2 separate regions of the Homo sapiens genome follow, and region 1 is linked to region 2. The links are chromatin contacts, found by Hi-C or POLR2A ChIA-PET in ENCODE. All regions are on one chromosome and are shown on one strand. The core of a region is the stretch at or near the end of the contact, and the rest is flanking DNA. Distances in the headings are between cores, read along the strand shown.

Evidence for each region. Hi-C counts contacts between places; a loop is a spot of excess contacts on that map. ChIA-PET counts read pairs that join two places held with the same protein, here RNA polymerase II (POLR2A). Pooled maps may share reads with other maps.
Region 1: a pooled map shows a loop between it and region 2 (3-fold over the local background). The contact joins the promoter of TNFRSF12A here to the promoter of NLRC3 in region 2. A Hi-C loop is called at or near these places in 4 of 50 pooled maps. POLR2A ChIA-PET finds 5 or more read pairs at or near these places in 2 of 52 experiments (activated B cell and activated CD4-positive, alpha-beta T cell).

Annotation. Positions count from the first base shown.
Region 1 is chr16:3,016,509-3,021,886 of GRCh38, forward strand. TNFRSF12A (TNF receptor superfamily member 12A) reads left to right here and starts at 3,860. Exons shown (of 4, transcript NM_016639.3): 1 at 3,860-3,983; 2 at 4,707-4,811; 3 at 5,047-5,181; 4 at 5,263-5,378. The coding sequence starts at 3,890. The coding sequence ends at 5,318. CLDN6 (claudin 6) reads right to left here and starts at 1,675. Exons shown (of 2, transcript NM_021195.5): 1 at 1,641-1,675. RefSeq lists enhancers at 483-1,079, 2,274-2,869, 3,638-4,282, 4,189-5,378, 4,928-5,378 and 1 more and silencers at 3,709-3,928, 4,779-4,948.
Region 2 is chr16:3,575,927-3,581,646 of GRCh38, forward strand. It overlaps NLRC3 (NLR family CARD domain containing 3), which reads right to left and starts at 1,477. Exons shown (of 20, transcript NM_178844.4): 1 at 1,223-1,477. It overlaps LOC105371060 (a long non-coding RNA gene), which reads left to right and starts at 1,577. Exons shown (of 2, transcript XR_001752061.3): 1 at 1,577-3,127; 2 at 3,461-5,295. It overlaps SLX4 (SLX4 structure-specific endonuclease subunit), which reads right to left. Exons shown (of 15, transcript NM_032444.4): 15 at 5,255-5,720. RefSeq lists enhancers at 2,561-2,610, 2,641-2,820, 4,722-5,517 and a silencer at 3,261-3,360.

The DNA.
Region 1 (5,378 bases), core at 2,610-5,109, 560 kb before region 2:
CTCGCTCTGTGGCCCAGGCTAGAGTGCAGTGGTGCCATCTCCACTCACTGCAACCTCTGCCTCCCAGGTTCAAGCGATTCTCCTGCCTCAGCCTCCCAAGTAGCTGGGATTACAGGTGCACACCACCACGCCCGGCTAATTTTTTTTTTTTTTTTTTAAGACGGAGTCTCGCTCTGTCGCCCAGCCTGGAGTGCAGTGGCGGGATCTCGGCTCACTGCAAGTTCTGCCTCCCCGGTTCACGCCATTCTCCTGCCTCAGCCTCCCGAGTAGCTGGGACTACAGGCGCTCACCACCACGCCCGGCTAATTTTTTTGTATTTTTAGTAGAGACGGGGTTTCACTGTGTTAGCCAGGATGGTCTCGATCTCCTGACTTCGTGATCCTCCCGCCTCAGCCTCCCAGAGTGCTGGGATTACAGGCATGAGCCACCACACCTGGTCTTAATTTTTGTATTTTTAGTAGAAACAGGGTTTCATCAAGTTGGCCAGGCGGGTCTCGAACTCCTGACCTCAGGTGATCTGCCCGCCTCAAGCCTCCCAAAGTGCTGGGATTACAGGTGTGAGCCACCGTGCCCAACCAAAACTTGTTAATTTCAACACTAAGATTGGAGATCCTAAGCTTCCTCCCACCACCCAATGTCCCTCACAACTTGGTTCCACACCCCAGGCTGGCAGACACCAGGACCAGGAGAGATGAAGAAAAGCATCATTAATCCCCCATCTAAAAGCAGTTCCTCCCCCAAAGCCAGTGGATAACTCCCTGGCCCCACCCTTCTGACCTGCCCTAGGCGCCGGAGAGCATAGCCTCAAGGCTGAGGGCCTTTTCCTATGAATTCTAGACGAAAATGCCGTGCTAGACTCCCCTCAACACCAGTTCTCCCACCGCCACCTGGCCTGCACCTGTGTCCCCTCAGTGTTGGAGGTCGTGGAGGGAATCACTTCTGACTAGGGCCGGGCTGTGGCCTCCCACTGCCCAGAGTACTTTCATTGTACGGCTTGGACCTAAACTTTTCCCGGCCGGCAGCGGTCGGAGGGCAGGCTCTACTCATTAGCCGGGGGCCCCAGGCCTGGGCGGAGCAGACCACCTTGGGGAGACTGGCTGGGGCACGGTGCCCCAGCGCTCAGGTCCGGCCCTTAGGCCTCTGGCCGAGTTAGGGTCGGGGCCGCGCTGGTATAGGCGCCCAGGCCTCTCCCCTCTGAGTGTGCCCCTGCCCCTTTCTTTTTCATGCACTGCATGAAAAAGACTCTGTCCGAGGGCGCCCCGGCCCACCCGACCACCCCAGCCTGGGAGCCGCGCGCCCTGGAGGGGTTCTATAGCTGCAGTGGCCGCAAGGTCCGCTCCCCCAGGTGAGGGGGAGGGGGGAGGGGCGCCCCGCCCCGAGAGGCAAGGCAGGTGGGGGAGGGGCGCCAGGGGTTTCGGAGTCTTTGTCCCTGGGGAGGGGGGAGGGGCGTTTAACCCTTGGGAGCCCCGAAGGACCCTATCACCTCGGAGGCTTGGGCGCGGACCGGCCGACCCCCTCAGGGACTCGCCCATCCAGGTGGCCGCAGCCCGAGTTCGCACGCACCCCTACCCACGCCGCCACCACCCTGCACCCGGCCCCAAGAGGCGTCTCTCCAACACGCACACTAGCCCCGGACTCACCTGCGAAGGAGATAAGGGAAATTCCTAGGCCGAGTGTCGGGACAGGGGCGGAGGCGGGGGTCTTAAAGAAGCGGTGACGTCACTGGACCACCGCCCCGGAGGAGGGGCAGAGACCCTGTCCCTGACGGCAGCGGGCGTGCGAATCCCAGGCTTGTCAGAGGGGGGCGCTGGAGGCTGGGGTCGCTGGGCCCGCCTCGGGCTGGCAGACGTCCAGACTCACCCAGGGTGAGGGCGCCAGGCTTAGGGTAGAACAGAGCTTGAGACTCCGCTTCACCACTTAAGCAGCGCGGTGACATGGGGAACTCACCTAACCTTCCCGAGCCTTCGTTTCCTACTCTGCAAAATGGAGATAACAAGTCTGCATTTTATTATGTAACTACGTCCTAAGGTACAAATTAAAGGGCATACTATTGGTATTATTTTAGAGAAATATTTTCACTGTGTCACCCAGGCTGGAGTGCAGTGGTGCGATCACGGCTCACTGCAGTCTCGACCTTCTGGGCTCAAGCGATCCTCCCGCCTCAGCCTCCTGAGTAGCTGGGACTACAGGCAGCACACGCCACCGTGCCCAGCTAATTTATGTTTTGTTTTGTATAGACAGGGTCTTGTTATATTGCCCAGGCGTCTCGAACTCCCGGACTCAAGCGATCCGCCCGCCTTGGCCTCGCACTGCGCTGGGATTACCGGCTTAAGCCACCGCGCCCGGCCAGATAATATTATTTTTATGTTGCTGGTTTTTTGTTGTTGTTGTTGTTTGTTTTTGAGATGGAGTCTCGCTCTCTCGCCAAGGCTGGAGTGTGGTGGCGCGATCTTGGCTCACTGCAAGCTCTGCCTTCCGGGTTCACGCCATTCACCTGCCTCAGCCTCCAGAGTAGCTGGGACTACTACAGGTGCCCGCCACCACCCCCGACTAATTTTTTTGTATTTTTAGTAGAGACGGGGTTTCACCGTGTTAGCCAGGATGGCCTCGATTTCCTGACCTCGTGATCTGCCCGCCTCGGCCTCCCAATGTGCTGGGATTACAGGCGTGAGCCACCGCGCCCGGCCTGTTTTGTTTTTTGAGATGGAGGCCCTCTCTGTCGCCCAGTCTGGAGTGCAATGGCGCTATCTCGACTGACTGCAACCTCCGTCTCCCAGGTTCCAGAAATTCTCCTGCCTCAGTCTCCCGAGTAGCTGAGATTACAGGCGCCCACTACCACGCCCGGCTAACTTCTTTCTTTTTTTTATTTTTAGTAAAGACGGGGGTTCACCAAGTTGGCCAGGCTGGTCTCGAGCTCCTGACCTCAGGTTTAATTGTTATACCCCCCGGGCCCTTAACAAAGCTGTAGTGGCCAGGCTAACCTGGGCAACATAGTAAGACCCTGGTCTCTACAAAAAATACAAAAATTAGCCGGACGTGGTGGGGCAGGGCCTGTGGTCCCAGCTACTTGGGAGGCTGAGGTGGGAGGCTCACCTGAGCCCAGAGAGCCGTGATCGTACCACTGCACTCCAGGCTGAGCAAGAGTGAGACGCAATCTCAAGGGGAGGTGGGGGGAAGGAAGCTGCAGTGATCTCTGCATGGATTGGTCGTGTGTCTGATTTCTTTTTATTGTTTGTTTGTTTGTTTATTTATTTATTTATTTATTTATTTATTTATTTGAGACGGACTCTCACTCTGTCGCCCAGGCTGGAGTGTAGTGGCGCGATCTCGGCTCACTGCAACTTCTGCCTCCCGGGTTCAAGAGATTCTCCTGCCTCAGCCTCCTGAGTAGCTCGGATTGCAGGCGCGCGCCACCACGCCCGGCTAATTTTTGTATTTCGAGTAGAGACGGCGTTTCACCACGTTGGTCAGGCTGCTCTCGAACTCCTGACCTCGTAATCCGCCTGCCTCAGACTCCCAAACTGATGGGATTAAAGGCGTGAGCCACCGCGTCCGGCCGTTCGTGTCTGATTTCTATATGTGCTGCCGAAGCGAGCACTCGTGTCTAATTTTTGATTTCCCCACACCACGCACGCTGGACTAGATCACCGGCTGGGCAAGGAAGGGGGTCTGCGTCCCTGCGGGGTCCTGGCAGCTCCCGCGCCAGGACTTTGTTGAATGAATGACTGAACTGAGCGGGCGCCGCGGGGCGGGGCGTCCCGAAGCGGACCTCAAGGCGGGCGGAGGCGAGAGCTCCGCCCCGGAAGGCGGGGGCGGGGGCGGGGCGGCGGCCGTGGGTCCCTGCCGGCCGGCGGCGGGCGCAGACAGCGGCGGGCGCAGGACGTGCACTATGGCTCGGGGCTCGCTGCGCCGGTTGCTGCGGCTCCTCGTGCTGGGGCTCTGGCTGGCGTTGCTGCGCTCCGTGGCCGGGGAGCAAGCGCCAGGTACGCGGGACTCCGGGGTCGGGGAACCCCGGGCCGGGGCTCGGGAGCCGGACTGGGTGTCTGGAGAACAGCGCCGAACTGGGGGAACAGGCGGATGTGGGGATCTGGGGTCAGGTGGCCTTCAAACAGCTCGCTCCCGGCTGTGGGAAGTTCCATCACTCTCCAAGCTTCATTCACAATCCGGGCCTCAGTTTCTCCCACCGTCCAATTGGGGTTGGGGGGGGTCTTCAGTTCCACAAGTCCGAAGTACTTCGAATGGAGAGAGAAAGTGAGTGAGGGCGGGATGTTTAGTCTAGGAAGGGGCACGCCCCCAGCCTGGTCCGTACAGGGTCTAACTAGCCCCAGTGATCGACGAGTTGGGGAGGCCGTCGAGAGGCACTAGGGTCTGTGCCCTCTATACCATGTGGGGTGCCCCCTTCCATCCGGTGACTTCAGTGCCCAGCTATGCGGGGGGAGGGACTGGGGTCGGGCCCGGTGCCCAGGAGTGAGTCACCCGCCGGCGGCAGGGGGGTTGTGGGGACCTGACCCCCCCCACCCCCAGCGTCCCGCGCTACGCCCTCCCTCCCGGAGCTGCCGTGTCCCGGTCGGGCCGTGCGGTCACCTGTGAGGAATGCGCGGGGAGGGCGCCGGTGACTCACGTTATTCGAGCCGGCCGACCCTGACCTCAGACCCCAGAATAGCCGAGTCCCGCCCCCAGCCTCTGACCCGAGGCCCCCTCCCCAGGCACCGCCCCCTGCTCCCGCGGCAGCTCCTGGAGCGCGGACCTGGACAAGTGCATGGACTGCGCGTCTTGCAGGGCGCGACCGCACAGCGACTTCTGCCTGGGCTGTGAGTGGGGGGCAGGGCCAGTGGCCAGCGGACCCCAGACTGGGAGGGAGGGTGGCTGGTGCGCAGAGCGGGGCCGAGAGCTTTGCATCTGGGAAATCATTCGGGAGGAGGTGGGAGCTGGGAGGGGGCTCCGGTCAGGGAGGAGGCCACGTTTGGGAGAAGGCAGAAGGCTCAGTCTTAGGGGGCGGGGCTGGCCTGGAGAGGGGCGAGGTCTGACTCCGAGTCCCGCCCCCAGGCGCTGCAGCACCTCCTGCCCCCTTCCGGCTGCTTTGGCCCATCCTTGGGGGCGCTCTGAGCCTGACCTTCGTGCTGGGGCTGCTTTCTGGCTTTTTGGTCTGGAGACGATGCCGCAGGAGAGAGAAGTTCACCAGTAAGTGTGCCCTGGCCTGCCCAGCCCTGTCAGCACTCGACCTTTTCTCTGCTGCTGACGACCCCACCTCTTATCTTGCAGCCCCCATAGAGGAGACCGGCGGAGAGGGCTGCCCAGCTGTGGCGCTGATCCAGTGACAATGTGCCCCCTGCCAGCCGGGGCTCGCCCACTCATCATTCATTCATCCATTCTAGAGC
Region 2 (5,720 bases), core at 227-2,726:
CAGGACTCGGTTCTCTCGAGGTGGCCCCAGCATCATCACTTGAGCTCAAAAGCCTTCCCGAAGGAAGAAGGAAGTGGCACCTGCACCTCAGGGCCCTACCCTGCTCACTGCATGGACCCCTGGAGTCCAAGGGGTGGAGAGGCCCAGCCCTGGGGAGCCCAGCACCCTGGGACAGAAGAAGAGGGGTGCAGCCTGCAGCCTGTGATGGCCAACAGTGAGCCCCAGGCTCAGGGTCACCTCCAGGGAGGGGTCCAGAAAAACACCAGGGCCTCTGGAGCCTGGCCATAGGGGAAGACCCTGCAGCCAACACCCAGGCTGGCCCAGGGCAGTGGCACTTCTTCCGAGAAGGCCTCTGCGGTTGCCGTCTCTCTCGACCCTTGTCTCACCCAAGGCTGTGGGCAGGAGAGGCCCTGGGGCTGCCCACTCGCCTGGGGGCGGCGCCTGCACCCTCCCTGCCCCTCATGACCTCGCCCCTCCTGTGCTGTCACCTCCATCTACAGGTGGGGTGCTGAGGCCCAGAGAAGTAGCCTCCCATGGGGGGTCCCAGTGCCAGGAAGGGTGCCCAGGTCTGCCGATTCCCCAGGCCGTGGCTCAGCATCACCACTGCCTGCCCGCAGCACCTTCAAGATGCTTCCTGCTTCTCCTGGGCCATCACTGGTACCTGGGGGAGCTGGGTTTTGTCCCTGGGACCTGTCCTGGGCCATTCTTAGTTACCTGTTTTTTCTTTTCTTTTTTGTTTTGTTTTGTTTTGTTTTGGAGACAGTCTCGCTTTGTCACCCAGGATTGAGTGCAGTGGCTCGATCTCGGCTCACTGCAACCTACGCCTCCCGGGTTCAAGCGGTTCTCCTGCCTCAGCCTCCCGACTAGCTGGGTGGGATTACAGGCGTCTGCCAACATGCCTGGCTAATTTATTTTTTATTTTTAGTAGAGATGGGGTTTCACCATGTTGGCCAGGCTAGTCTCAAAGTCCTGACCTCAAGTGATCCGCCCACCTTGGCCTCCCAAAGTGTTGGGATTACAGGCGTGAGCCACCGTGCCTGGCCACATCTCTTTTTTCTACAGCATGAGCCAGTCCTGCCCCAGGAGACAGCTTCTTGGAGTCTCGTGGAGTCTCCCCAGTCCCCCTCCCCAGAGTAGCTCAGGCCTTAAGGCCACTGTCCTTCCTGCCAGCATCCCTTCTCCCTCCCCTGCCCTGCACTGAGGTCACCTGGACCCAACTTACCTCCCGGGCCTCGATGCTGCTCCAGGGACAGCAAGACTGGGGGGCCTGGGGGCGTCCATCTCCATGCTCCTGGGCTCAGCCCTGCTCCAGCTGCGTGGTGGTAGATGCCCTGGGAATCCCTGTGCCAGCCTGAGTTCTCAGGACCAGGGATCAGGGCACTTACCACGCCAACCAACCAACCGTGTGGGGGCCGAGAGCAGTGCAGCCCCGACCTTCTGCAGCCCCACCGAGCCCACCGGCTGTCCCTGTGGCTCCGGGTCCTCACCTCTTCCTGTGCTGGGCTCCACCTCATTCTTCCTTCCTGTCTGATTTCAACAGCCAACAGCCTCGCAGACACATCGAGGAGCCGGGGCACCCTGGCTTGGTCACCGCCCCCGTGCAAGTTAAGTGCGGGGGCGATGCTGGGGGTCTTGACTCTGGGATTAAGTGTCCCTGCAGGTGGCATGCTCAGGATAAAGTGGCTGGTGCCAAGGCTGTTGACACATCACCTCCATCCCGCCACAAAGGAAGCTGCCCCGCCATCAACAAATGCTTGTTTTCAGGCGGGTGGTCAGGAAATCAAGTGAGCAGCCTGAGGTCACGCAACTAGAGGGTGACCCCAGCAGGACTGGACTGTGCCCTGCCACCTCCAGGCCACCCCTGTGGCTCTCCTTATTTATTTATTTAATTTATTTATTTGAGACAGAGTCTCGCTCTGTTGCCCAGGCTGGAGTGCAATGGCACGATCTCGGCTCACTGCAACCTCCCCCTCCCAGGTTCAAGAGATTCTCCTGCCTCAGCCTCCTGAGTAGCTGGGATTACGGGCATGCGCCACCATGCCCCGCTAATTTTTGTATTTTTAGCAGAGGAGGGGCTTTGCCATGTTGGCCAGGCTGGTCTTGAACGCCTGACCTCAGGTGATCCACCCACCTTGGCTTCCCAAAGGGGTGGGATTACAGGCGTGAGCCACTGCGCCCAGCCTATTTATTTTTTGAGACAGGATCTTGCTCTGTCACCCAGACTGGAGTGCAGTGGTGTGATCTCGGCTCACTGTAGCCTCTACCTCCTGGGGCTCAAGTGATCCTCCTGCCTTGGCCTCCCAAAACACGGAGATAACAGGTGTGAGCCACTGTGCTCCCTCTTTTAACACCTCTTGCTTTCTTTTCTCTCTGTCACCCAGTAGGCACCTCTGACTCAGCTGTGCCCCATAACATCTTCCTGTGAGCAAAGGGCTCCCCAGAGGCAGGTCACCTGTACCCTAAGAGGAAACAGCAGAATGTTGCCGTCCGCGGCAGGAGATCGCACTCGGCCCCTGGAAGTGGACCTCAGTGGGTGGCCTGCCCTGACAGGGAAGGGCGTGAGGGGGAAGGACATGGCCCAGAGCAAGCCACATGAGAAAAATTACAATAAAGTATGGGACATCCGCTGGGGACAGGGAGCAAGCAACATGGGGCCACTGAGGGAAGGAGGTGACAAGGTGGGAGCCAAGGGACAGGGGTCCTGGGGTCTGAATTTTCCTCAGCAAGCAAGTGGGAGCCAGCAATGGTTGTAGAGCAGGAGAGTAGTGGGTCTGGACTCATAGAGCAGCTTGTGGCTCAGGGGAGGTAGGAGGGTTAGCTGGTTCCCCAGAGCCTGTGTGGGTGATGGGGGGGAGGGAACTGAGGCAGCAGACCAGAAGTGCTCCTGCACATTCCCCTGCCTGCCTACCTTCTTTTGTCCCTCCTTCCTCTCCCTCCCTCCCAACAATGCTTTCTGAGCACCCAGGAACCTGCTGGGTGCTGGGAGGACACGATGGACCCTCGAGAAGGCTGCCCGAGGCTCCAGGCAGGCAGAGTGCAGACCCAGCAGCTGCAGCCTCGGCTGTGGGGAGCAACAAAGGCGCCTGAAACCAGGCCGCCCACAGGATGTTGGAAACCACAGGGCCCGGTGGGTATCCGTCACATAAAAGGGGCCAGAGGCTCACACTGCCTCCCTTTGTGGCTCAGGGGGATGGATGCGGAGCCTGAGAGGACACAGCCTCATCCACGGGATCTTGGGGAGCAGCCCAACCCAGCCCAGCCCAGCCCCGCCCCGCCCCGCCCCGCCCGTTCCTCCCCCTCGCAGGAATGTCCATCAGTCCACACAGGGCTGGTCCCATTCCCCACTCTGCCCGCTCTGCTGAGAACCAGGTGGGCCGTCCTCCTGGCTCCTGGTGGAGGTGGGGGTGCTGGGCTGGGGGCTCCCTAACTGTTCTCACTCTGGGGCTTTCTGTCCACCCAGAGCTGGGGTCAGCCAGACAGGAAGCGACCTCAGCCCTTCCTAACTCAGCAACAGCGCAAGGCCCCTGCCTGCAGGCTCTTTCTTTGTAAGTGCCCTTGCCTGGGCCCAGGCTGGGGTGTGGCTCCCCTGTGACTGCCTTGAGGGGCTGTGCCCAAGCCATGCCAGGTTGGGGCCACCAAAAGTGGGACAGGCCTGGAGGCCTGTTCATATTACAGTGAGGCATAGACAGACCCGTTTTCTGATTTAGTTGTTACCAGTGAAAGTTCTGCTGCCAGTCTTTTATTCTCCCCCTTTAGAAATGTTTTTAATATTGTTTTCAAAATAGAGACTTGGCCTTACTATGTTGCCCAGGCTGGTCTCAAACTCCTGGGCTCAAGTGATCCTCCTGCCTTGGCCTCCCAAAGCACTGGGATTACATGTGGGAGCCACCGCACCCGGCATGCCAGCTTCCTTCTCAGTCACTCCTGGAAGGTAACTCTCTCTCGCCTTGTCCATGAAGAGGCCCCATTGCCTGCCAGTCTTGCTGCAGGCGCTGTGAGAAGGCATTTTCCATCTGTCAACTGGACCTAGTTTTATGTTGCCCGGGTCAGCGTCATCCCTGTAGCAGGGGCCAGGTCTACTCCTGGATGCCACCACGCCTCTGTGGGTTCCTGCAGTGACTCCTTCAACCCTTTCCCTCTGGAGGAATCAGCTGCTTCACAGCTTGTTTCAGGACAAGGAAATGCTGCTTTGTACAGGTTCAGGGCCAGCATCCAGTCCCCTGGCTGGGTGGCAGTGCATAAACCAAGCCTCTGCCCAGCGCTGTCAGCCCAGGGAGCGTCCAGCAGCCCCAACTGAATCCAAGGTCACCACAAGGCTCGAATCCAGTCCCCAGGCCATGCCTCCCCTGGCCTTGGGCTCACACTGCACTCAAGGCTCCTAACCCAGCTTGTTAACTACTTGGAACCCCTCCCCCAACCCATCTTTACCAGCCTTGAAGTTCTGAACTTTCAAGTCATGGCACATAACACATACTTCCCCAAACCACAAACCCTGCGAGGCCGGACAGGGGCCCCGAGTCCCCCACCTGCACCACTCCCTCTCGCTTCCCTAACACCAGGGAGGGGGATCAGCCCATCAAGGAAGCAGTGCGTGATGCCTTCCGAAACAGGCCAGAGGCCAGCCTCAGATTGATCACAGCTGATCTCAGCCTCTCAAATTGTTCGCCCCGGGCACCGTAAGCTGGGAGGCCTGGGCCTCTCCGCTGGTTCACGTGCCAGGACATAGTATGTGCGCCAGAAATCACATTTCACCCCCTAAATGCTGCTGAGCCCTAAGATGCAGCTCACAAACCCCTCTTCTGGGAGGCTGTCCCTGACACGGCCCTTCAAGCCACTGGAGCCCGACTCCCCACCAGGCTGGGATAGGCCAGCGTCTGTCTCCTCCACTGGACCGGACGCAATGGTAAAGGCATGTGCTGTCTTGGTGAGTTGTGGGGTGGGGCCTGAATCTGCTTTTGTAGCAACTCCCGGCTGAGGCAGCAGCTGGGGGTGCTTGGGCCCCACTTTGAGGTGCGGGGGCTGGAGCTTGGCACCCAGCCAGGGCTCTGTTGGATACGGGTGTGTGGATTAATGGATGAACATCTGCATCTCTGGTCTGGGAACTGAAATGAGGAGACAGCAGGCCCAGGTTACTCCAAAGTAAAGGGCAGGTGCAAGGTGGGGACTTCTGCAGGCGTGGGGCACGGGCTGAGGGGCCACGGTGCCTCCAGGTCCCCCGTTTCGCTCGTGGTCTCCCTGGAGTGTGGCAGCCAGATTTTAATAAAGCCTTTTTGGTTTATTGCACATCATATAAAACTGACTGCACTGTATTTGAAACAGACGAGGACATTCACAAGGATGGAGAAACCAAGGTTTCCTTCTTTCCTGGCCCTCATCTTCCTCCACACTGCTCCTGAGGCTGGAGGCAGCTTTAACCCAAAGAATGGAATCCGCTAGTGAACATGTTTGTTTTGTGGTGGCATCAGAGTTGTTCTGGGCCCTTGTGCACTGTCCAGTTTGGAGACTGCTGGTAACAATGACAAGTGTCCGGGTAGCACGGCTGGGTCAGGAGAACTGCATCTGGGCTGTGGCAGTGCAGGGAGCCTCAGGACACCTGGTCTCAGGCTGGCGGTGGCTGGGGTTGGCCTGAGTGCTGAGGAGGACGGGCCCGGGCTGCCGGGGCAGGCTGGACCTGACGTCCATCTCAGGACAGACATGTAGGGCAGCTGTGCCCAGGACTG